Linked DNA regions of Homo sapiens: region 2 is linked to region 1. A link is a loop called in an ENCODE intact Hi-C map of the cell type or tissue named here. Cell type or tissue: Calu3. All regions are shown on one strand. Each heading gives the region's core, and the rest is flanking DNA. Links, peaks and the distances in the headings are about the cores only.

Region 1 (8,341 bases), core at 110-8,109:
CTCTGCAACCTCTGCCTCCTGGGTTCAAGCGACACTCGTGCCTCAGCCTCTCGAGTAGCTGGGACTACAGGCACGCACCACCACACTCAACTAATTTTTGTATTTTTAGTAGAGATGGGGTTTCACCATGTTGGCCAGGGTGGTCTTGAACTCCTGACCTCAAGTGATCCGCCAGCCTCAGCCTCCCAAAGTGCTGGGATTACAGGCATAAGCCATGGCGCCCAGCCAAATGGTATACGTTAAATGGGCAAATTTGGCATGTGAATATCTCAATAAAGATGTTTCAAAAAAAGTAGACAGTAAAGGCATTATCAAATGATTAACAGAATTATTAATTCTATTTAGTTCATTGAGTGGACATTATTTATATCCGAAGCATGATGTTGAACTCTAGAGATACTACAAACATTACTAATATGTAGTCACTTTTCTTAAGAAACTTTGTATACTAGAACCTCGTAAGTGGCTAGAAAATGAAATCTAATAAACTGGGTATTTTCTTAGATCCCAATTAAGGAATTCAAATTAACAAACTACTTCATTACAAAATATTTTCTATAATGAATCAAATCCCAAGGACGATATTAAAGAGGTCCAGGCCAGGGGCAGTGGCTCACGCCTGTAATCCCAGCACTTTGGGAGGCCAAGGCGGGCAAATCACAAGGTCAGGAGTTTGAGACCAGCCTGACTAACATGGTGAAACCCCGTCTCTACTAAAAATACAAAAAGCAGCCAGGCGTGGTGGCATGCACCTATAATCCCAGCTACTCAGGAAGCTGAGGCAGGAGAATCGCTTGAACCCAGGAGGTGAAGATTGCAGTGAGCCGAGATTGTGCTATTGCACTCCAGCCTGGGCAACAAGAGTGAAACTGTCTCAAAAAAAAAAAAAAAAAAAAAAAGAGGTCCAAGTAGAATTGAGATACAGTCCTCTTTCACGTTTCTCAATTCAACAAAAAGGTTTTGAACATCTATGTGGAATGTACTAGGTAACAAACACAATTTAATCTTCACTTTATACCATTTTTCTAAAAATGTTGTAATACCTGGTTCTCTTTTCTGTTTCTTTTCTAATCTTTGTTTTAGGCCTTCTAGTTCCACACCATCTTCTTGAGGGCTTCCTTCAGTATTTTCATTCTAAAAGATAGCAAAGTTAGGGTTGGATATAGAATAAATTCTGAACTATGGGATTAGAGATTTTATACATTTTTGGCTGGGAGCGGTGGCTCACGCCTGTAATCCCAGCACTTTGGGAGGCCGTGGTGGGCAGATCTCTTGAGGTCAGGAGTTCGAGACCAGCCTGGCCAAGATGGTGAAACCCCATCTCTACTAAAAATACAAAAATTAGCTGGGTGTGGTGATGTGCCCCCAACTACTTGGGAGGCTGAGGCACGAGAATCGCTTGAATACGGGAGGCGGAGGTTGCTGTGAGCTGAGATCCTGCCATTGCACTCCAGCCTGGGTAACACAGCGAGACTCCATCTCAACAACAACAACAAAAAAATTTTATACATTTTTTTTTCAATTTTAAGTGGACATATGCATCAATATTTTATGCATAATATTTTTAAGAGTATTACCTCTTTTTTTTTTTTGAGATGGAGTTTTGCTCTGTTGGCCAGGCTGGAGTGCAGTGGTGTGACCTTGGCTCACTGCAACCTCTGCCTCCCGGGTTCAAGCGATTCTTCTGCCTCAGTCTCCCGAGTAGCTGGGATTACAGGCGCCTGCCACCATGCCCGCCTAATTTTTTTAATTTTTAGTAGAGACAGGGTTTCAACCATGTTGGGAGGCTGGTCTTGAACCACTGACCTCAAGTGATCCACCCACCTTGGCCCCCAAAGTGCTGGGATTATAGGTGTGAGCCACCACAAGAGTATTACCTTAATTTTCTTTTTATTTTTCTTTTCTGCCTCTGCTTTCATTTCTATGGTTATTCGTGGAATGACTCTTTGACCACGCGGAGAAGGCAAAACTTCAGCCATTTGTGTTTTTTTCCCCTTGGCCTTCCCCCCTTTCCCAGGAAGTCCGACTTGTTCATCTTGTTTTTCCTTGGCTTCAACAGCCTACAGAAGGGATATAAGAAAGCAAGTTTAAATGTTAACAAAAACATTACAATATCTAAACACCCAACAGTTAAACTGATTTCATTTTGTTACATCTTAAAAACTAGTGATAAATTGCTCCATAACCTAGTATACTATCAACAATAGTGAAGATGTAATTAAAACACACCTTGAAAAGGAAGGTGTGGAGACAGAAGGACTGGGTTTTATTCCTGATTCTACCACTTAACCTTTTTGAGGAAAACAAGGGAGAAACTAAAAATAAAACATGTATATACATATATATTTGTAAACTCACATACAAAATATGAAAGGAAGTGATGCACACTTATCCAACCAACTGATTACAATGAGCTAGGCATCTATACTGAAGTGCAGTAATACAAATTTGCATGTTAAATTTAAGAAATAAAGCTTTTGGTGGTTTTTTTTTTGTTTTTTTTTTTTTAAGAGACACGCAGGCTGAGTACAATGGTACATGATCATAGTTCACTGCAGCCTTGAACTCCTGGTCTCAAGTGATCCTCCCACCTTGGCCTCCGGAGTAGCTGAGACTATAGGCCCACACCACCATGCCTGGCTATTTAAAAAAAACATTTTGTAGAGATGAGGTCTTGCTACGTTACCCAAGCTGGTTTTGAACTCCTAATCTCAAGTGATCCTCCTGCCTCAGCCTCCCAAAGCACATTGGGATTACAGGTGTGAGCCACAGTGCTGGCCTTTTTTCTTATGTTAAAATAATGTTGAGAAACAAATGTTATTAGGAAGATTTAAGTAACAAATAACCTTCTGAAACCATCTGGATAGCCCTGCTTTCTCCTTTTTTTTTTTTTTTTTTTAGATGGAGTCTTGCTCTGTCACCCAGGCTGGAGTACAGTGGCGCAATCTCGGCTCACTGCAACTTCTGCCTTCTGGGTTCAAGCAATTTTCTTGCCTCAACCTCCTGAGTAGCTGGGATTACAGGCGGATGCCACCACACCCAACTAATTTTTGTATTTTTAGTAGAGACAGGGTTTCACCATGTTGTCCAGGCTGGTCTCGAACTCCTGACCTCAAGTGATCTGCCCACCTCAGCCTCCCAGAGTGCTGGGATTACAGGCATGAGCCACCATGCCCTGTGGCTTTGTCCTTTTAAGTTGACTTGGGGGACTGGGTTGGTGGTCTTCTTCCACATTTAGGCTCTTTTTATCTTCTCAGTCCTAATATGTTCTTCCCTTTATCAAAAATCAACTCCTGCTCTTTTCTTTTTTTGTCCAGAAATGTCTGAATGTCTGGGCAGTCTCCTGGTATCATTTACTGTATTCTAAATAGTATTTTTTTTTTTTTTTTTGAGACGGAGTTCCACTCTTGTTGCCCAGGCTGGAGTGCAATGGTGTGATCTTAGCTCACAGCAACATCTGCCTCCCGAGTTCAAGTGATTCTCCTGCCTCAGCCTCCCAAGTAGCTGGGATTACAGGCATGTGCCACTACGCCTGGCTAATTTTGCAATTTTAGTAGAGACAGGGTTTCTCCATGTTGGTCAGGCTGGTCTCGAACTCCCAACCTCAGGTGATCTGCCTGCTTCGGCCTCCCAAAGTGCTGGGATTGTAGGTGTGAGCCACCGCACCCGGCCTTGTATTCTAAGTAGTATTTAATAATCTGTCCCTTTTTTTTTTTTTTTTTTTTTGAGACGGAGTCTTGCTGTGTTGCCTAGGCTGGAGTGCAGTGGTGTGATCTCGGTTCACTGCAACCTCTGCCTCTCGGTTCAAGCAATTCTCCTGCCTCAGCCTCCTGAGTAACTGGTATGCACCATCATGCCTGGCTAATTTTTGTGTTTTTAGTAGAAATGGGGTTTTACCATGTTGGCCAGGCTGGTCTTGAACCCCTGACCTCAAGTGATCCACCCAACTCAGCCTTCCAAAATGCTGGGATTACCAGCGTGAGCCACTGCACCTGGCCAATAATCTGTTCTTTTATACGCTATTTGGAATTTATCCTTATGCCTCTTATTTTCTTTTTATTGCCAATTGTGAACTATCTTGACAAAGGTATACTGCTGGAATATATTATTTCATTAATAAAAATTCTAACATGGGCATTATAAACTACATACCTCCAATTCTTCAATAAATGTAGCCAAGTCTTCTTTCCACAAATCTGATGGACTCTTTCTTTTTAATGTGTCCAGCTCTTGTTCCTTCATAAGATAATTACAAAATTGAGTTAATATATGTATACAAGCAGCATTTTCATGCAACACACAATTTTACTTTTACCATTAGAATAGAACAAAACTAAGCAGCATGTACCATCCTACTATCAACTCACTTTTTCATTTCTTAGCCTGCAGAGTTCATCTTTCTTTTCCTTGGTTAAATACCAAAGGGGCATATCAAGAAGATAGTTGAAGGTTGGTCCAGAATCTGTTACGGAGTCACTCTTTTCAGTTTCCTTTTCGTTGTCACTCTCTTCATTTTCTTCTTCATCTGGAACCTAAAGGATTAATTAAAATCTAGCTTTATTAGAAAATGTGAAACATAAACATTGTACAATACATAGTCTTTAACAATATAGAAAAGTGCCACCCAAGATTACCTTTTGCTGGGCTTCTTTCCAGGCCTTCACAGGATCCGAATCATATCCCCTCTGAATCAGAACTTTAATTAATTCTTTCTTAGGCTTATTTTCTATTTTTAAAAAAGTAAACAGAGATAATGATTTTGAGTAATATTTTAGGAAGGGGATAAGGTTTTACACAAGTCAAAAGTTTAAAACTGGAAATTAAACTGTCTTCGTGCTTGCATAAATTTGTATATCCCGGTATACAGGCAAGTCTCCCTAAACCATTGACAAATGTAAATTACCACAAGGGGGCAGTCAAATCATATATGATCAAATCATTTTTTTTTGGAGACAGGGTCTCTCTCACTCTTGTGTCCAGGCTGGAGTGCAGTGGCACTACCTAGGCTCACTGCAGCCTTGACCTCCCCAGCTCAAGTGCTGAGATTACAGGCATGCGCCACCACACCCAGAGAGTAGAAGCCATTCGTAATCTTCCTGCCTTTTTTTTTTTTTACCATCAGATTTATTATCTCTTCTCTGTCTCTTTTATTTTCTGTTCCTGTAGACATGATTAGTGTATCTATTCTCTTGGTCAATCAGTTTATGCAAGGTCTTCTAGCTCTCTATTCTCCTCATGTCTAATTGTCAACTAAATCTTGATTTCTCAAGATGCTCAGTCAAGGAAACATCATCTCTTTCAAACTATAAATACCTAATCAGATATTTTAAAGAAATGCGTGTATAAGTGACCAGGTGAATTAAATGGATTTTGCCTCTTTCTCCACCATTACTCTCACCAAAAATGTTTAAAGAAAGTTTGGCGTAACTAGAGTTTTAGTAAGCAGTTATTATTCCCAAAACATACCAATGATTATTTTGCCATCTATTTTCTCTAAGATAAAGCGAGCCTGATTATTCAGTTTAGCAGATTCAGCACCAAGCATTCCTAGGAGCCATTCTTTTCTTAATCCATAATATTTAAGTCTGAGTTCAAAAAAGTCTCTTAGAATATCCAACACCGTGTCATATTTCTTTAAACAGCCTACGTGGTCAAAAAGCACCTGAAAAAGGAAAACAAGATTAGAGCCAAGAATAGACAAATTGGCTAAACTTTATAAAGGTAGACTAAGATATACTTTTAAAATTGATATTAATCTTTAATATAAATTGAAACGTGTACATCTCACAAAACAAATACATACCATAGAGTTGCATGTGAGACTAGTTTGGAGTTTGAAGACTTTGTGTAGTCCAACTCTCTCTGCCTCTGCCAGTTTTTCTTCAGTCATCTTCACAACAAATTTCACAGTGGTATCTGTATGGTATTCCCTATAGTCTGTTATGAGAGGAGGTGTCTTCTCGGTGCCATTCAACATGGGTTCTAGAACTTGTTCTTTGTATGTCTAAAGAAAGAAATAATCCTGAAGTTTCTAAAATATAGGCTTCTGAATAGTCAACAGCAATAGTACAAAAGGTATTTCTTTTGATCACAAACCTAAAAAAGAAATCCATAATTATTTACCTGGGTCCATGTTCTGACGGGAAGCTCTGAGATTTCAATGGTTGTAGAATTAAGAATAGCTACTTCACCACTAATCACATATTGATTTGGAGCCAGTTCTTCAATAGTACCCTTGAAGTTCTTGTAACTTGGAAGCTAAATTGGCATTTAAAAAAACAGTATGTTTTCTAAATGTGATACTAGACGGAAATCACAACAGCGTTTAACAATAAATCTAAAGTATGAAATTAAATTTTATGTTTGCATCATCTTTAATCATACAATCTATTCAACTGAAACCCAAGGAAAAGTTAAGGCTCTTAACACACACAGAATACTTACCATTGGCAAAGGTTCTTCTCCATCCATCAAACGCCTGATGTTATTTACAATTTCACGCACATCAAAGTTGGGGATTTTGCAGGACCACCCAGTACCGATTCCTTCAGCACCATTTATCAGCACCATGGGAATAATAGGAATGTACCATTCAGGCTCAACACGCTGGTTGTCATCATATAAAAACTTCAACGTGTGATCATCTTTTGGTGGAAATAACAATCGAGCCAAAGAGCTAAAGAAAAGAAACAAAGAATGTTATTTTACAAAAATACTGAATTTCACACTTAACTTTTATGGAAAGGACATGTATTATACATGAAAATTATCTTGGTTTTACTTGCTGACTAATATACATTTAACAATATTTATTGAGCACTTGCTATGTGTCACGCACATGGACATAAAGTCTCAATCCTCAAGGAGCTCACAGTCCAGTAGAAGTTTGCAATTAACACATATTTTGTTAGGTGGTGGGATAAACAAGAGAAGAAAAAGTGGGAAAGTGACTGAAGAGGTGCTAAGGAAAGTTAAGCCGTTTCTGATAGGAAAACATTTGAGCAGAGAAAAGACACTGAGGGCGCCAGGTGCAGTAACTCGCGCCTGTAATCCCAGCACTTTGGGAGGCTGAGGGAGGCAGATCACCTGAGGTCAGGAGTTCAAGACCAACCTGGCCAACATGGTGAAACCTCATCTCTACTAAAAATATAAAATTAGCTGAGCATGGTGGCGTGTACCTGTAATCCCAGCAACACGGGAGGCTGAGGCAGGAGAATCACTTGAACCCAGGAGGCAGAGGTTGCAATGAGCCGAAATTGCGCCACTGCACTCCAGCCTGGGCAAAAAGAGCAAAACTCCATCTCAAAAGAAAAAAAAACAACAAAAAACAAACTGAGGGACTGAACCATGTGGATATCTAGAGAAAGAGTGTTGCAGGCAAAGGAACCAGTAAGTAAAAGGCCCTGAAGAGGAAATGTGCTCGGTATATTTGAGTATAGGCCAAGGACAGTGTGGCTGGAGAGGAGATGGTATGAGAAGGAATCAAAAGACATGGAAGGTGGGGACACGGATCACATAATGTCTGGTTAGCTAAAATAGGTCTTTAGATTTTACTCTGAGCAGTTGAAGGTTCTGAATCAGAGTGACTTATTTTTTAAAAAATAATTGGCTGCTTTAAGAAAAGATGATATGTTACAATAGTTTAGATGAGATGGGGGTGGCTTAGTATTTTTCCAATGCAGATCCTATAGGATTGGCTGAGGAACTGGATGTTAAGTATCAAGCAAAGGAGTCAAGGGTGACAAGGTTTTTAGCCTGAGCAATTAGAAGGATGGCATGGCATTCCATTTACTGAGACAGGAAAACTAAGGATTTGGTTTTAGACTTATGTTTGAGATACTTAACTAGATATCCAAGTGGGAAATGTTAAGAGGGCAGTCAGACATAAAAGTTGGGAGTTCAGGGGAGAGACCAAGACTGGAGATTTAAAGGTATAGAACGGATGAATGGGAGATCATTTGGGAATTGAGTGTAGGCATTGGAAAGAGATCTGATGAAGGAGCCCTGGAATGGGCCAGTATTTAGAGGTTGGGAAGGTGAGAAGGACCCAGCAGAGAAAGCTAATAAGGTAGAAGAGAACCAGAAGAGTCTACAGTCATAGAGGCCAAATAAAGAGTTTCAAGAAGGATGGAGCAATTAGTAACTGTTTGAATGCCACTGAAAGGGTGACTGGGATGACAGCTGAAAATTGACCATTCATAATATACTTTCCATAGGCTTGTAAAGGAGTAAAATTTCAATTGTGATATTTAGGAAGAATCAAAGTCTCCTTTACTCAGTCCCAAGCTCTACATCAGGATTTCTCAACCTTAGCATAATTGACATGTTGCACTGGATAATT
Region 2 (8,341 bases), core at 200-8,199, 320 kb after region 1:
ACTTTTGGGATGTAGCTAACTTTGAACAGTGAAGAAAATTTATAGCCTCTAATGGCTGCTTTGTTAAAAAAGAAAGACCAAAGATGAAGACATTTAGTATAAAAATTTCTTTTAAAGAACAGCAAGATAAACTAAAAAATATAAAAATAAATTAGTAAAAATAAAGGCTGAAATTATTTAAACAGAAAAGAAAAAAATACATAAATATGTCGAAAAGCTGATTCTTTTAGAGATCAATTAAATAGACAACCTCTTCATGAGCCTGATTAGGAAAAGAGAGAGAGGTCCAACACACAAGGTTGGAAGTGGGAAAGAGACATAACTGGGTATAGAACAGATTAAAATAATTATAAGAGAATACCACATATAAGGCAATGGCAGCACTCTTGGAGACCTTTCTGGTAGTTAGCCAAATTATTATTGCCCAGTGGGTGATCTCTGTGCTCATCAGACCAGTCCTGGCAAGACTCACCCCAGGGACAGTGACAGGGACAGACTGGGGTGCTCAGCCTACCTGCAGTGGCCCTGGGGCATGCTGGGAGAGAAAGGGGCACAGGGCTTACCCTAGGAGGAGAGGGCCCTGGAGAAGCCATGGCAAAGCTGTGACCGTGGGTGGGCAGAGCTGATCAGAGTCTGCAGATTTGAGCTGGGCATAAGAGGCTGTGGGATTTGGACACAGGGGCCATCCATACTGTTACCAGAACGTGGAGAAGAGCCAGTAGGAATACTGGCTATGAAGCCAGATCCTTCCAGAAAGGGAGAAAGGAACAGGACTCTGTTGTGATGTGGAGGCTGACTAGGTGGAGTGAGGAGAAGGTCCCAGCAAGCAATTGTGCTTGTCTTTTTTGTGCCTGTAACCAGGAGGGAGACAGAGAAACCAGGTGCCCAGGAAACCTTGATTGAAGGGTGCCAGGTAAGCCCTGTCCTTCCCACAGTGGCATTCAACAGCAAGGCCAGGACCTACCATTATCTTTCTGTGTGTAGAGTGGACACAAGCACATATTTCTAAAGAGGACTAATGGATGATCTTTAGGTACTAACTTGTGACCCATTCATTGGAGGTCACTGGGTGTTTCTAGAAGTACTTTTGATGTGACTGATCTTGGAGCAAAGCCTCAAATCACACCTTATTCTGTTCTTTCTATGTATCCAAATTTTACCACTTTTCAAGGGCTATCTCTTCTGGAACACTCTTCTGGAACACTCCAACCCTTCATTTACCAGCTTCTCCTTTTCCCCACATAATTTTTCTTATTATTCTTACGGTTTCTACCACATTACTTATCACTTGGTCCTTCTTGTATTTTTCTTTGACAATAAAAAAGGAGAGGTCGGGCGTAGTGGCTCATGCCTGTAATCCCAGCACTTTGGGAGGCCAAGGTGGGTGGATCAATGAGGTCAGGAGATCGAGACCATCCTGGCTAACATGGTGAAACCCCGTCTCTACTAAAAATACAAAAAATTAGACTGGTGTGGTGTTACATGCCTGTAGTCCCAGCTATTCGGGAGGCTGAGGCAGGAGAATTGCTTGAACTGGGGAGGTGGAGATTGCAGTCAGCTGAGATTTTGCCTCTGCACTCAGGCCTGAGTGACAGAGCGAGACACCATCTCAAACAAGACAAAACAAAACAAAACAAAACAAAACAAAACAAAACAAAGAGTATTCATTTAAAAAAATTTAAACATACAGATGGCTTTTCTTTAAAGACTTTTAAATTTTACAAGTTCTACACGTTTACTTCAGAAAAATGAGAAAATGCATGTAAACATGCAGCAGGAAATAAAGATCACTCATAATTTCACTATCCCAAAATAGTCACTGTTAACATTTGGATGTATATTGGTTTTGCTTCTTTTTTTTTAAAAAAAAAAAACAAAACAAGTAAGTACAGTGATACAGTTTGGGCCTGTGTCCCTACCCAAATCTCATGGTGAAATGTAATCCCTGATGCTGGAGGTGGGGCCTGGTAGGAGGTGATTGGATCATTGTGTAGGGGGCGGTTTCTCACAGTTTAACACCATCCCTCCTCCAGGTGCTGTTATTGTGATAGTGAGTTCTTGTGAAATGTGGTTGTTTAAAGGTGTGTGGCACCTCCCTGCCCCTTCTCCCTCCCATTCTGGTTATGGGAGACATACCGGCTTCCCCTTCACCTTCTGCCATGATTGTAAGTTTTCTGAGGATTCTCCAGAAGCAGAAGCCGCGATGCTTCCTGCACAGCCTGCAGAACCGTAAGCCAGTTAAACCTCTTTTCTTTATAAATTAGTCAGTCTCAGATATTTCTTTACAGCAGTGTGAGAACAGACTAACACATACAGTGTTAATATACATGTAATTACATTCTTATAAAAGCAGATCATACTATACATATTGTCTTAAAACTCTGCTTTTCATTTCTCAATAGACGATTGACATCTTTTTAGGTTAATAAATGAACCTGAGCATTCTTAATGGCTGTGTGACCATCCTTTGATGGACTTTGATGGGTGTTTCATAACTTAGCCTATTGATTCTCCATTGTTGAATATTTTATTATAGCTTACGTTTCACTATGATGAACAGCTGAGAGGAGTATACATATATTAATAATTGATTATGTAAGAATAAATTCCTAGAAATGAAACTGCTGGCTCTAAGGATATGCTCTTTTCTTAAAAAGGCTTTTGATACCTGTTGCTGAATTGTTTTCTTAAAGGTTTTGCTAGTTTACACTCCATTAGTGCCTTTTCCCTACATCCTTGCTAAAATAGGTATTTATTATTATTAAACAAATTGGACCTGTTTTGATGCTGAACATGGCATCTCATTATTTTAATTTGCTTTTCTTTTATTACAAGAGATGTTGGACATCATCACTTTTTAATGTTTGTTGGCGATTCGTATTTTACGAATTTCTTGTGTGTATCATGTATCCGTTTCTTATTGATATGGTTATCTCTGTTCCTGAGTTTATATATGGGGACATCAGCTCTCGGATGGCTGTATATGACAAGTGCAGTGAAAACCCCGGGTACCATGTGGCATTGCTGAAAATCTAGACTTAAAGTGATTGGCTGTTGGCTTCCATTCTACATGCAGCCCCCAAGAGGGTAGGCTAAAGTTCTTATTTTCTGGAGTGTTGGGGGGATATATGGCAGGTGGACAGGCGGATGGGGTGGCTAGGGAGAAGATGGGGAATGGGGAGGCTGAGGATGAGTCAGGGCAACTAAACAGGCTGCCCATTCCTGGAACTGCTGCTTTCTTGGAAATTTGCAAGCCCCCAAATCCTCTTGATTTTAGACAGATAAGACAGCAGACAGCAGGTGGTGCCAAACTGCAGCTAGGGCATCGTGATTTAAAGCGTGCGGTCCACGTCTGGACTCTGTGGTCTGGCTGCACAGACTTCCCTTGGTGTTGGAGCAGGTTTTCACCATACTTCACTAAATTTATTTTTTCTTTTGCTTCTTATTTCACGTTATTTTCTTGATATAAATCTGTCCTCCTTTTCCTTCATGATGTTTTTGTTTTTGATGAAACAAGCCATCACCATTCCCCAAATACATAATTAAAAAAATTTAAAGTCTGTAAAAGTTTATTTTCTTTTATTTCTGCAACTTCTGTAGAATTTATTTTGGTGTGTGTGATATAACTATTCAACACCCTCCTTAGCCTCATCCCCATCCCGGCTCCTACCCCTTAGTTAACTAGTTATTTCAGCAGCCTTTATTGAATAATCTACTTGTCCACAACTGATTTGAAAATGTCATTCTTATATACTGATGGCCCTTTTTCTGGGGTGTTCATGCCTGTGTCAGTGGCACATTGTTCTAATTGCTGTAAAGAATACTTTTTTTTTTTTAACTTGTGTTTCCTGGAAACAGACTCTGAGATGGAGAGATGTGTGCTGAAGTTTATCAGGGAGTTCTTTTGTGAGATAAACTTGTCAGCAGGTGGGTAAGACTGGAATGGGCATAGGGAGAGGCCTATGCAATGCTGTTTTAATGAAGGCTTCCGCTGATTCTTTGGGGAGCTCTGGACAGGGCTCACCCTTCAGAGTTATCCTAATTTAAGACAGGGGGCCAGAACTTTGTATCCCCTATAAGCGAGTTACTGGCCCATGGGCACTCTCCTGAAGGGGCATAATCCTGGGCAAGGCAGAACCCTGTGAGGGTGGCTGTTAGCAGCCCATACGCCAGCACCTGGAGCTGGATGCATCTGCCCTGGGGAGTATCCACACTACATGAATGTTTTGCTATCTGGAAGCTCAAGTCATTCCTCATCATAGGTCTTGTATTTTTTTTTGAGACAGGGTCTTACTCTGTTGCCCAGGCTGGAGTGCTGTGGTGCCATCTCAGCTCACTGCAGCCTCAACCTCCCGGGCTCAAGCAATCTTCCCACCTCAGCTTCCCAAGTAGCTGGAATCACAGGCATGCACCGCTATGCCCAGTGCCTGGCTAATTTGCCCAGGCGGGTCTCAAACTTCTGGGCTCAAGCAATCTTCCCACCTTGGCCTTTCAGAGTGTTGAGATTTCAGGTGTGAGCCTCCGCACCCAGCCCTGATTCCTCTTTTTAAAAACACTTGAAGTCTTCATTTTCATTTGTATTAGCACTGTCTTTACAGGTAGAGTGTAGGTTTTTAAGCCTGGGCACCATCTTAATATGTATGTATTTTTGACACAAGAAAGCTGGAAAACTGCAGCCCTATCAGATATTTCATAATTTTTTTGGAGTGGTTTTGGACTATATGAAATAATAGATTTCAAGAGTCAGTGTGAAACTACAGTGAGATACCACTTAATATTCACTAGGATTGCTATAATTTAAAAAATCATTAACAAGTGTTGGTGAGGATGTGAAGAAATTGGAATCCTCCTACACTGCTGGTTGAAATGTTAAATAGTGCAGCCACTATGGAAAATAGTCGGGTGTTTCCTCAAAGGTTAAACACAGGGCTAACATATGACCCAACCATTCTACTCTAAGGTATATTCCCAAACAGAAATGAAAACATGTGTCTTCACAAAAATTTTTGTGTGAATGTTCATAGCAGCATTATTCATAATAGCCAAATATCATAAATAACCTAAATTCTCATCATCCAATGAATGGATAAATAAAATATGGTATATCCATACACTGGAATATTATTCAGTAAAAAAAAAGAATGAAGTACTGATACATGCTACAATATGGGTGAATGTTGAAGACATCTTGCTAAGTGAAAGAAGCCAAACACAAAGACCACGTATCATATTATATGATTCCATTTATGTGAAAAGTCTAGAATGGGCAAATATATAGGACAGAAGATGCATTACTGGTTGCCTAAGGCTGGGGGTGGGGGTTTGTTGGGGGAAAATAAGGACTGACTATTGATGGATATGTGATTTCTTTTTGAGGTGATAAAAATGCTCTAAGGTTGACTGAGGTGATAATTGTACCGCTCAGTGAATATGCTGCAAACCATTGAATTGTGCACTTTAAATGTGTGAGTTGGGCCGGGTGTGGTGGCTCACATCTCTAATCCCAGCACTTTGGGAGGCCAAGGCAAGTGGATCACTTGAGGCCAGGAGTTCGAAACCAGCCTGGCCAACATGGCAAAACCCTGTCTGTTCTAGCAATACAAAAAAACATTAGCCAGGCATGGTGGCATGCTCCTGTAATACCAGCTACTTAGAAGGCTGAGACAGAACTGCTTGAACCCAGGAGGTGGAGGTTGCAGTGAGCCGAGATCGCACCATTGCACTCTAGTCTGGTTGACACAGTGAGACTCTGTCTCAAAAAAAAAAGAAAAAAAGTGTGGATTGTATGGTATAGGAATTATATCTCAATAAAGCTGTTGTAAAACAAGTCAGCGAAACAAAAGGACAAAGATTGATGTAGTTGATTTGCAACAGGCAAAAAGTTTATCGACACAGAATGATTAAGAAGGAAAACACATTTTGCAATTTAAAGACAAAACCGAACCAATAAGACAAAAGAATCTGAGAAAGGATTACAGGAGTAGCTGCAGCTCTGTGGCCGCAGGTTTGTTGCAGTGCTTCAGCACGCCTTTGTTAGGTGTCATCATTTACATCCTGGGGACAGGACTCAGCTGCCTGCATCTTACTCTTGAATTTTACATCAGAAACAGTGTTGAGATGAAATTAGTTGGTCATTATCCGTCACCAGCCTGGTTCCTCTGCTTTTATGTGAATCTAAAACAGAAATAGGGAGAATTTTAGAACTGGAAATGTAAAGGTTGGTTCACAAGTCATGCTTTAAAGTGAATGACTGTAGCCCAGATTTTTGGGGGTAAGGAAAGCACATTTTATTCATGATGGATGCTCATTAAATAAGCAGAAAGTATTACTTTAAAAAGCGACTCTTCCCCTCGATTGAGCTGTGTTGGTTATTCCTTTGGAGTCCACAGAGAATCATCCTTTAGATTCAGCTTCTCTGGCCTCAGAACTGTTGACAAATAAAAGAAATGATTGTTGTCAGTTACTTCTCTTTGGCCAAAAACTGTAAAGAAGCAGACATATTTTCTTTCTGAATGGAACGAGTGTTGGTGAGGATGTGAAGAAATTGGAGCCCTCCTACACTGCTGGTAGGAATGTAAAATAGTGGAGCCACTATGGAAAATAGCCTGGCAGTTCCTCAAAGGTTAAACACAAGGCTAACACATGACCCAACCATTCCACTCTAAGGTATATACCCAGTCGAAATGAAAACATATGCCCACACAAAAATTGTATGTGAATGCTGGTGCCAGCTGAACATTATTAGTAGCATGCTGGGCGAATGGTTCATGCCTGCAATCCAAGCACTTTGGGAGGCTGAGGCGGGAGGATTGCTTGAGACCAGGAGTTTGAGAATAGCCTGGGCAACATAGTGAGACTCTGTCTCTACCAAAAGTAAAAAAAATTAGACCAGACACAGTGGCTCGTATCGGTAATCCCAGCACTTTGGGAGGCCAAGGTGGGTGGATCACAAGGTCAAGAGATCGAGACCATCCTGGCCAACATGGTGAAACCCCGTCTCTACTGAAAATACAAAAATTAGCCGGGTGTGATGGTGAGCGCCTGTAGTCCCAGCTACTCAGGAGGCTAAGGCAGGAGAATCACTTGAACCCGGGAGGCAGAGGTTGCAGTGAGCCGAGATTGTGCCACTGCACTCCAGCCTGGTGACAGAGCGAGATTCCGTCTCAAAAAAAAAAAAAAAAATACAGGCATGGTGGCTCATGTCTGTAGTCCCAGCTACTCAGGAGGCTGATGTGGGAGGATCATTTGAGCCTGGGAGGTCAAAGCTGCAGTGGGCTGTAAACACAGCACTGCACCTAGCCTTGGCGACAGAGTGAGACCCTGTCTTAGAAATGACTGCAATTATCTAGGAGATACAAAAAAAACTAATGAACACTTTAAGGAATAACATGTAATTTCTTATTTACATTCAATTATCAAGATATAGATGCAGAAAAATTTTAAAGGAACTAACGCCCAGTGTCAATTACATTCTAAATAAATCTAGAGTGATACCATGGAAAGTTGTTTTTTTTTTCTTTTCTATTTTCTACTAGCTTTTCAGATTGTACTTGATTTGAAACTTGCTAAAACTGTAAATCTCAGTCTCTGAATAAAAAACAATTTCTTCATTTTTAAGAAAGTGATTTTAACAACAAAATCATGGTATCGGTGACTCACCCTCCCTCTCCACCGAGCAGGCGGTGGTAGGTCTCGATCTCCACCTCCAGGCGTGTCTTGATGTCCTGCAGTTGTGCATACTCTGTGTTCTGGTATTCAGTCTCGCCCCGGATCTGGCAGATCTGCTCCTCCAGGATGCTGATATACATCTTAATTTCTGACAGCTGAGCCACGTAGCCAGCTTCTGTGTCAGCCAGGGTTCCTTCTGGGGAGCTTTGCTACAAATGCCCATGAAAATTGAAGCATTGTCAGAATAACTGCTCAGTATTCAACATATGAACCCTGAAACATATATTTTGTATGGTGAGGGTGTCTCCAAATGAACCACTTAATAGAGATTTACCTTTGATAATTAATACCGAATAATAGTAATGATAGCAAATATTAATCAGAGAGTACTACTGTAACCATATAGCAATTCCTACTCACTATTAGGCACTGTTCAAGTATTTTATAAATATTGACTCATGTAATTCTCATAACAACCTTATGAGATAGGTACTATTATTCCCATTTACAAAAGCCAACATTTTGCTAGCTTGCTTCAAACAGTGTCTGCAAAACAATTTTTTAAAACTATAGAAGAAAATTGAGTGAGTGCCCCTTTCCCACCTACCATGGCCAAGACAGACTGCAGTTCATGCTGGAGGGACTGGAGGACTTGTTTCAGCTCCATTATCTC

What was found. Peaks named below come from ENCODE experiments on the same cell type or tissue, not always from the same donor. Only the 100,000 strongest peaks of a DNase experiment are listed, where the experiment ranks them.
Region 2: it touches region 1 in a loop (2.0-fold over the local background); 1 of 110 quality-filtered maps calls a loop at or near these places.

The regions. Positions count from the first base shown.
Region 1 is chr17:40,394,406-40,402,746 of GRCh38, forward strand. TOP2A (DNA topoisomerase II alpha) reads right to left here. Exons shown (of 35, transcript NM_001067.4): 21 at 6,445-6,676; 22 at 6,124-6,258; 23 at 5,804-6,004; 24 at 5,467-5,662; 25 at 4,635-4,726; 26 at 4,368-4,532; 27 at 4,153-4,236; 28 at 1,878-2,060; 29 at 1,044-1,134. Among named protein-coding and RNA genes, the nearest start is that of TOP2A, 19 kb to the right of the region's middle. In Calu3, for the core only: no CTCF peak of the experiment used is centred there; a DNase peak (open chromatin) is centred at 4,961.
Region 2 is chr17:40,711,376-40,719,716 of GRCh38, forward strand. It overlaps the pseudogene KRT223P. Among named protein-coding and RNA genes, the nearest start is that of KRT24, 12 kb to the left of the region's middle. In Calu3, for the core only: a CTCF peak has its summit at 3,253 (motif pointing right); DNase peaks (open chromatin) are centred at 3,307 and 7,716.